Linked DNA regions of Mus musculus: region 2 is linked to region 1. The links are chromatin contacts, found by Hi-C or POLR2A ChIA-PET in ENCODE. All regions are on one chromosome and are shown on one strand. Each heading gives the region's core, a stretch centred on a gene start or an enhancer-like site at or near the end of the contact. The rest is flanking DNA. Distances are from core to core; before and after follow the strand shown.

Region 1 (4,072 bases), core at 680-3,179:
GGCACCACATAAATGGTGTGATGGTACAGATGTGTAATTCAGCACTCAAGGGGTAGAAAACAGGAGTATTATAGATGAATATCAAGGTCCAACTAAATGCCCACTGGGATCTCCAGTTTCTTCTGCCTCAGAACAAAGAATTGAGACAGGGATATGTGGATAGTGGTAGAAACAGAAACTGCTACTACATACATACATACACACGTTTTGTTTTAGAAAAAAGTTTTTTTTGTGTGTAGTCTTATAAACCAGGCTGGCCTACTACTCATGAGATCCACCTGCCTCTGCCTCCTGAGTGCTGGGATTAAAGGCGTGAATGAACCACCACTGCCAGCTACAGAAACTGTTTATTAAGAGAGTACCTCAAATCAAAATGGGCCAGGGCTGGAAAGGTTAGAAGTTCAATGGAATCTGTTCCTATTGAATTGGGACATTTATATCTCTTGTTTAACAAAGCTTTTTATTTATTTATTTTTAATGCCAAATGGCCTCTGTATCAATTAAGAATGACAGAGGTGATTTATCTGTTACGTAGACAGCCACCCTGGGCTACTCCATGGTGATCTTGATGGCTTTGTTTGGGGCAGAGGTTGTCAGTCTTCCACCACCAGCTGCCACAGAGGGTCCTATCATCGGCCTTATGTCAGACCCAGAAGGTCTGAGAGATTTTTCTGCGGAGGAGGAATTCTGGGGAGCTGAGGTACCTTTGCAAGGCAGGGTAGAGCAGTCAACCCGTGTCCACAGTTTGGACTGGGCTCTGGCAGTGGGTGAGGGATGGGGTAGTTCTTTGCCAAGTGGCCAGTTAGCATCTGGGAAGCAGGTCCAGGTGGAGTCTGTTACTGCTCATCTTCCTCAGCTGAGGCTAGCAGAGCTGGTATTGTCTGCCGGGGGAAGCCATTTTCATGAAACACCTTAAAATGTCAGTCAGAAGCCGGGCGTGGTGGCACACGCCTTTAATCCCAGCACTTGGGAGGCAGAGACAGGCAGATTTCTGAGTTCGAGGCCAAGCCTGGTCTACAGAGTGAGTTCCAGGACAGCCAGGGTTATACAGAGAAACCCTGTCCCGAAAAACAAAACAAAACAAAAAAAAAATAAATAAATAAGTAAATAAATAAAATAAAAATGTCAGTCAGCAGATCTCTTTGAGGGGTTTGAGAGCCATCATATAATCTATTATGTATACCCCTAATTAAAAAAAAAATGTTGCATTTAATTACTTTTTTTACGCTTAACCTTGACAAAATAGACACAGCAAAAGCTTGTCTCTGTAAATGAATTACATTTGTACCTAGCACGACTACAAACCATTCTGAGCACAGGAAAGAATTTGATCATTTATAAGGTGACTGGCCATTAACTTTATGTCGTAATTACTTTACAAGTTAGCTTTTTTTTTTTTTAATCCCGGGTAAGTTTATATGACTCATTCTATCCCAATAGCTGTTGCCAGTTCTTTTAGCTGTCTTTAAGGACCATTATATTTTCTTTCTTTCGTGCAGTTTATTTTTGTTAGTTCATCAATAAAAACCTCTTCAAGTCTCAAAGTCAAACCTATCGGAGGCAAAGTGCTTGGTTTAAGGACCTTTTTTTTCTGGCGTTTGAAGCCTAGATGGCGGGAAGCCGCCGGCAGGGAGCCAAAGGGCCCTTCCGCCTCCACGCGCCAAAATTCCAAACAAGACGCTGCACCGCTCTCTCCGTCTCCTTCCACTGAGGGCGGAGAGCCGGAACTACAGCTGGAAGAACGACGTCGCAAATTCCTGTGAGGGGGCTCGACGCGGTTCGCTGGCGCCTCGGTTCGCGTCGGCTCCGGTTCCCGCGCTCTTCGGATTGGAGGAGAATTTCGGGTTCGTCGATCTGGGGGTGGGGTCAGGAGGCGTGGCCGGCGGCGGAGGGATTCGGCGCGCGTACGCTGCGGCCGCTGGGCGCGCAGTTTGTGGCGCCAGAATTCAGAGCGCGTGAGCGCCTGAGCAGCCTCCTCCGGAGCCAGGTTCTCCACTTCCCCCGCCTCGGGTTCCGGCTTCTGCAAGCGGGGCACCATGGTGGTCCTCCGCAGCAGCCTGGAGCTGCACAGTCGCTCCACCACCTCCTCGGCCACCGACTCTCTGGACCTGTCCAGTGAGTTCCTCAGCCTGCAGGACAGCGGCGGGAGGCGGCCCAGATTGCGCCGAGCCGGGAGGAAATCGACGGCGTCCAAGGCGGCGGGCGTGAGTACCGACCTAGGGCGGGGAGCTTTGGGCCCCGGGTTGGAGACGCGCGCCCCGCTCTGGGGTAGTGGGCTGTCGTGGACCAGCGAGGTGGAAGGTTCTGGAAAGACAGAACTGGCTGGAAGCGGGCAGAGCAAGTTGGTCGCCACCTCTTTCTACGCAAGAGGAAACCTAGAGCCGAAGCGCTGCGTAGGGCCGAGCGGAGGAGCTTTGGGCCGACCTTGTGCTCCCCCCATCACCTCCTTCCCGGTTCCTTCCCCGGGTCGCGTCAGTCAGGGGAGTGCGAACCCCCTGACTGCTGGAGCGCGTGCACGGGAGCATCTTGAGTTGTGGGCCCAGACAGTAAAGAGTCCACTGACCTCCATGTACGGTCCAGGGAGGTTCCATCGTGAGACTCAAGCGAAGTAAAATATCAGGTTGCATAATATGGAGGGACGAACGGCGACATTGCGTGGTTGCACTTTAAGTCTCTTGACAAGCCTTAGAGGACCTTCTGGTTGGTGGTTATCGGTGTGACAGATGAAGACATGGGCTCCAGAAAGGTAAACAGAGAGTGGTAGACAGTTCTGGAATTGGAACTTCGGTTTTTTGTGCCTCCCACAGCTTTCCTTTTCTGGCAGCTTCATGCTGCATTTACAGTCTCTGTAGTGGGAGGTTTGCAAATGCTTCTTGCCCATCACTGGGACCAGTGCGGAGAGATTACACATCGCCCGGCTTCGGCGGTGGTGGAAGGGGGACAGCGGGGACAGCGTTCACCAAAAAGGTTGAGGTTGAGGAAGAAACACTAAAGTTTCCGAAACCGGTAGTGATGGTCCGGTTGCAGTGAGGGAGTAGGAAAACAGACGCGTAGCTGGTCAGGAGACTGGAAGTCTGATCAGGAGCGCTGCGCTGGGAGTGACACAGCAGTGTCCACTTAGTTCAGACAACCCTAATCTTGTATTGGCACTATATAAAGTGAATCACTTGTAGACAGACGTAGCTTCCTTGGGGACTGGGATGAAACAGTCTTCGTTTGTTTGCTTTGTTTTGGTTTGGTTTTTTTTTTTTTTTTTTTTTTTTTTTTTTTTTTTTTGAGACAGGGTTTCTCTGTGTAGCCCTGGCTGTCCTGGAACTCACTTTGTAGACCAGGCTGGCCTCGAACTCAGAAATCCGCTTGCTTCTGCCTCCTGAGTGCTGGTATCAAAGGCGTGCGTCACCACACCCGGCTTATATTTTTGAAATGAAGTCCTCCCTTCTATAAATCAAGGTATTTTTGTAGAGCTTCTAATTAGAGGCTAATTAGGGGTGTTATATCGGATTTTCCTCAAGGACGACAGATTCATATTACAAAACACCATCTATACCAAGCATAAAATAGCTTTGTATTTGAAAAGTTTTATAAACTGGGGGCTTTATATTTAGTCCCATGTAAGTAAAAATGTATGTTTCAAAAACTTAACTCTCAGCCAGGCGTGGTGGCGCACGCCTTTAATGAGGCCAGCCTGGTCTACAGAGTGAGTTCCAGGTCAGCCAGGGCTACACAGAAAAACCCTGTCTCCAAAATCAAAAAACAAAAAAACTTAACTCTCTGCTTACCCTAGTCTTTGAATATTTCTTAATTTCCAGTCACATATTTTTCAACAGATGGTAGAGATACAGATACAGATGGTACTTTGGATGGTAAAATTTATTCACTTTAAATTCATTATTGTGATTTTTCTTGGTTTAATGTTGGAGACAGACCTTAAATTCTGAAGGTATGGAGAGGGACCCATAACTACAATGTACCTTGTTTTAGTTTTGAAGGCAGTTCTGTCATTTCGACTTCAACAGGTTCTCATCTGCACTGACTAGATTTTTTTTTTTTATGTGGTAGTGGACCCTTAAGT
Region 2 (4,072 bases), core at 664-3,163, 690 kb before region 1:
ATTGGGATAATTGTTACCAAGAAACTTTTCCAAAATTGTACTTTATTTAAATAAGTCTAAAATAAACTGGTCTGGTGTCAGACTCCAGAAGTCTGAATCAGCACCAGCTGACTGCTGGCTGAGCTGAGGCTCTGGTAGTTCATTTCCCTGCTGCTGTAGAGCTTGCAGGACCCTCCCCCCCCCCCCCCCCCCCGCTCCCACAACACACACACACACACTGTACATGAAGCTGGATTTGGCCACAGTCCAAATCTGGTGCTTGGGACTTGGAAGAGTCCTGAAGGGTTTCTGGTTGTCATTCCAGCTCAGAAGGCTGTAGAAGGGAACAGTGGTGTCAGTGGAGGGCAGCAGTAGGAACAAAGGTGGACACGTTCTCTGGTAAGAATTGAAGGCAGTGTAAAGAAGCAATATGGGAATTTCAGAGTTTCGAGGAGTCCTCTTCTTCTCTAGGCCACCCGGCAGAAGGTGCCACCCACTCTAGGGGAGGGTCTCCCCCCCCCCCCCAGTTAGCCTCCCCCCCCCCGTCCCCCCTCCCGTTCACTCTTGAGGACATTAATTTTAACTGAAGGGTTTATAAAAGTACAGCTGATTGGACTCTCCGACATACTTTAAATCATCTCTGGATTACTTATAATAACCAATACAGTGTAGGTGCACGGAAATAGTTGTTACACTGTTCCATTAACGGAATAATGAGAAAGTCTGCAGATACATCTTTTTTTTCCAAGTACTTTTGGTCTGAGGTTCATTGCATTTGCAAGTTCAAAACCACAGCTGTGGGACTGGCTGTGCTGTCTTACGTGCTTATAGCACATTCACTTCATGCAAGGTTCTGAGCTGCAGCAGTGGTTACGATAAGGAGGGGATTTGGATCTTGATTACACTTGAGTAGATTTATCGTCTAAGCAGATTTATTTTTCTAAGATAGGGTGCCTAAGTGTCCTCAGATAGGTTCAGATAAAGCAGTGATCTTCCTTACAAAGAAGGGAACGTTTCATGAAGGAGGTGACATTTGACCCTGGCCTTGCAAATATCTAGGATCTGGGCAAGAGGGATGAGTCTCTCCTCCGCGTGGCACCAAAAGAGGGACATAAATCCCCAGAGACCATTCGATAAAGGTTTATGACATTCTCGCCCTGGCTCCAGAGTTGACAATCTCCAAGTAAACAGCTGTCGGGTCAGGGAAGAGTATTCTCCTCCCCAAATCTTAAGTCTCAGCCTCACACCCTCCTCTTTTTGGGACGGGTTGAGCCGGCCCTGCCGCCTTCCCCAGGGTGCTGCCAGAGAGGGCGTTTCAGCGCCGCACTGTCTGGCCTCGGTGGGCACTCTCTGGCTTGGCGAAGGGTGCGGCTCTTTGTGCTTCATGTCCCGCAGGCCTGGGCTGGGTGCGGTGACCCCACGAGGCTCTTATCCATCCGGCTGCTCCTCCAGGGCCGTCCGAACTCCAGATTTAGGACGGTGCTTCGGAGAGCAGTGCGGGAGCTGCACCACCCCGCCGGGCATCCAGCCCTGAACTCTATTTTGCTGCTCTCTGCCGTGCATTTAACACAGGCGGATGCCGTCTGACGGGGTAAGCACCCCTTCCTTTCCTTGCCACGCAAAGGAGTGGGTGGAGACTCCAGGATGAGCTCCCTCCCAAGCGGCTATGCGCCTGCGTGGCCCCGCCCAGTCCCCGCCCAGTCCCTGCCGCCCCGCCCTCCTATCCCGGGCTCCGCCGCTAGGGGTGGCGGCTGCGGCTCGGGCCTGATTGTCACGGCGCGGTTGCTTTGAGGGCGCAGCAGCCCTACCGAGTGAGGCCGGCGTGAGGCCAGAGGGTGGGAAAGCGGTCGGCGGCGGAGGGCGGCGCCGGAGGAGGGCGGCGCGCGGTGACTCATCCCTCTGGAAGATCAGACACGCTCGCCGAGCTCGCCCGCGCCGCCGCTCCTCATCCGGGAGGCGCCCGCCCGCCCGCACCGCCCGCCCGCTCCGAGCTCCCGGCCCGGCCGCGGCGCAGAAAGTTTTCCCGGGCTCACGGCCTGCGGGAAGCGGAGCGGGCACGGCTGGGAGGCGGTCGCCGCGCGGGCCCGCCGAGTGCATGGTGTCGGGCGCCCGGGCCGCGCGTCAGGAGGACCCGGGGCGGGGCCGGGCTGAGCCCAGCTCCTGAGCCTCTGTCCAGCTGCGCCCCGAAGCCGTCTTCCCTTGGGACCGCTGCGGGGGTCGCGCTCCAGCGCCATGTCCCGGCTGCTGCCGCTGCTGGGGAGCCGGACGGCGCGCAGCCTGAGGCCCGGCCCTGCCGCCGCGCCCCGCCTGCCGTCCTGGTGCTGCTGCGGCCGGGGACTGCTGGCGCTCGGGGTTCCCGGCGGTCCCCGGCTTCTGGGCACACACCCCAAGAAGGAGCCCATGGAGGCGCTGAACACGGCGCAGGGCGCGCGCGACTTCATCTACAGCCTGCACTCCACGGAGAGGAGCTGCTTGCTCAAAGAGCTGCACCGCTTCGAGTCCATTGCCATCGCACAAGGTAAGCGGGTGGGGCCGCCTGGGAAGACCTACTTCTCAGACCCCTGTCGCCTCCCCACACTCTGCCCCGCTCCTGGCACGGCCGAAAGGGGAAACTTTCCACCTTCCGAGTGTCCCCAAGACAGGACACGAGCGGATCGTGCCAGGTAGTTAGGGCCGAGCTTGGCTGGTGCCTCCCTGGCCGTGGAATTTCGGAGCTTCATCCTGAAATGTCAGCTGCCTCTCAGGGTTGTGTTTTGGTTTGTCCTGTGCCTCCTCTCTCCAGCCCTCCATTCCCTAAGCCTTTGGTGTCTTCCTGAGACCGTGTACCCATGCAGGTGGCATGCCCTGCCTGGTCTAAGAAAGTGCCAGGAACTGGGCAGGCAGCCGGAAACTTTCTTGAAGGTGTGTGGATGTCCCCTCCCAAGATGCTCTTGGTTTGTTATATTGCTTCTCACATTTGGTTGTGAAATGGCCCAAGGAAAGATTGTATCGAGCCAGCAACTGAGTGTGTACTGGAAGTCTGGAGATTCAAATTGAACTCCAGAGTTTGTTTCCTTGGAGTTTGAAAGAATGAAGTGAGTTTTTGGGTGGTTGGGGCTAAGAAATCTGTGACTTGAAAATGAAAAGCACACTTCTACTTAAAAATAATTGGGAAAGGATGAAAGGAAAGCTATTTTTAAACAGACACGTTAAGATAGGATATTTTTAAAACAAGTGCGGAATGTGGTAGGTCAGAATTTGAGTGTATGTGAAAAGGCATTGAAAAGATGCAAAGACTACAATGGATTCAGTCTTTAAAGTTTTTTTTTTCTTGCTATGTAAATTCTGTTGTATACACAAAAACACAGCTACTCTTTATGTGACATTTGGATGTGTTAGGAAGTTTTTAAATAGTTGAAGTTGGTAATATAAAGTATTATGTAAACATTCTGTAAGTTCTGAAGTATAGAACACTTCAGCACTGATTCGGAACGTGGCTTTCAGGCATCTTGAAAGGTTGCATTTGGCCTGTGCACGGGAGGAAAGCAAGCTCTTGCCTGATATTAGATTACCTTTACAACTTAAGAGACTTTTTATTGGTTGTATCCTTTACTACTCTGATTTTTTTTTTCTCCCCAGTTTAGGGGATTGTGAGCCACTATAAAGTAATGGATAATTTCAGGCATTGCTTACCCACAACACTTTTTCAGGAAAATGCAGTATTCCAATCAATTCAGTTAGTAAATCACAACATTACAGAAAATCATAACCGAAAACTAGCATACCTTTAGTCTATGTGTGGCTTAAAAAGACTCAAATTCTGAAAAAGTTCTCTTTGAAAACAATATAGACAGGCGTATCTTAGAAAGTCAGTTTGTGTCGCTCAGGTGAGGCTGTAAACGTCATTTTCCCTTTTCTAAAGCGAGGTCTTGGAAATTCTACATTGTCAACATGGTATAAGATTGGAGGATCCTTTGAATATAATTTTATAGCAGTTATTGAAATGCACGTTTTACAATATCAATACCTGACTTGCTAAATTTTATCTATTTTGCACATACCAGCAGGGTATTGGGTAGGAGTGTTAGATTTTCTAATGAAGACAGTGTTTTAA

The links. Hi-C counts contacts between places; a loop is a spot of excess contacts on that map. ChIA-PET counts read pairs that join two places held with the same protein, here RNA polymerase II (POLR2A).
Region 2: a loop to region 1 is called in a map of heart, with 1.9 times the contacts of the local background. The contact joins the promoter of Tmem65 here to the promoter of Atad2 in region 1. A Hi-C loop is called at or near these places in 1 of 37 maps with a recorded cell type or tissue (heart). POLR2A ChIA-PET finds 5 or more read pairs at or near these places in 1 of 5 experiments (Patski).

The regions. Positions count from the first base shown.
Region 1 is chr15:58,132,939-58,137,010 of GRCm38, reverse strand. Atad2 (ATPase family, AAA domain containing 2) reads left to right here and starts at 1,929. Exons shown (of 28, transcript NM_027435.2): 1 at 1,929-2,204. The coding sequence starts at 2,037.
Region 2 is chr15:58,821,268-58,825,339 of GRCm38, reverse strand. Tmem65 (transmembrane protein 65) reads left to right here and starts at 1,913. Exons shown (of 7, transcript NM_175212.4): 1 at 1,913-2,497. The coding sequence starts at 2,212.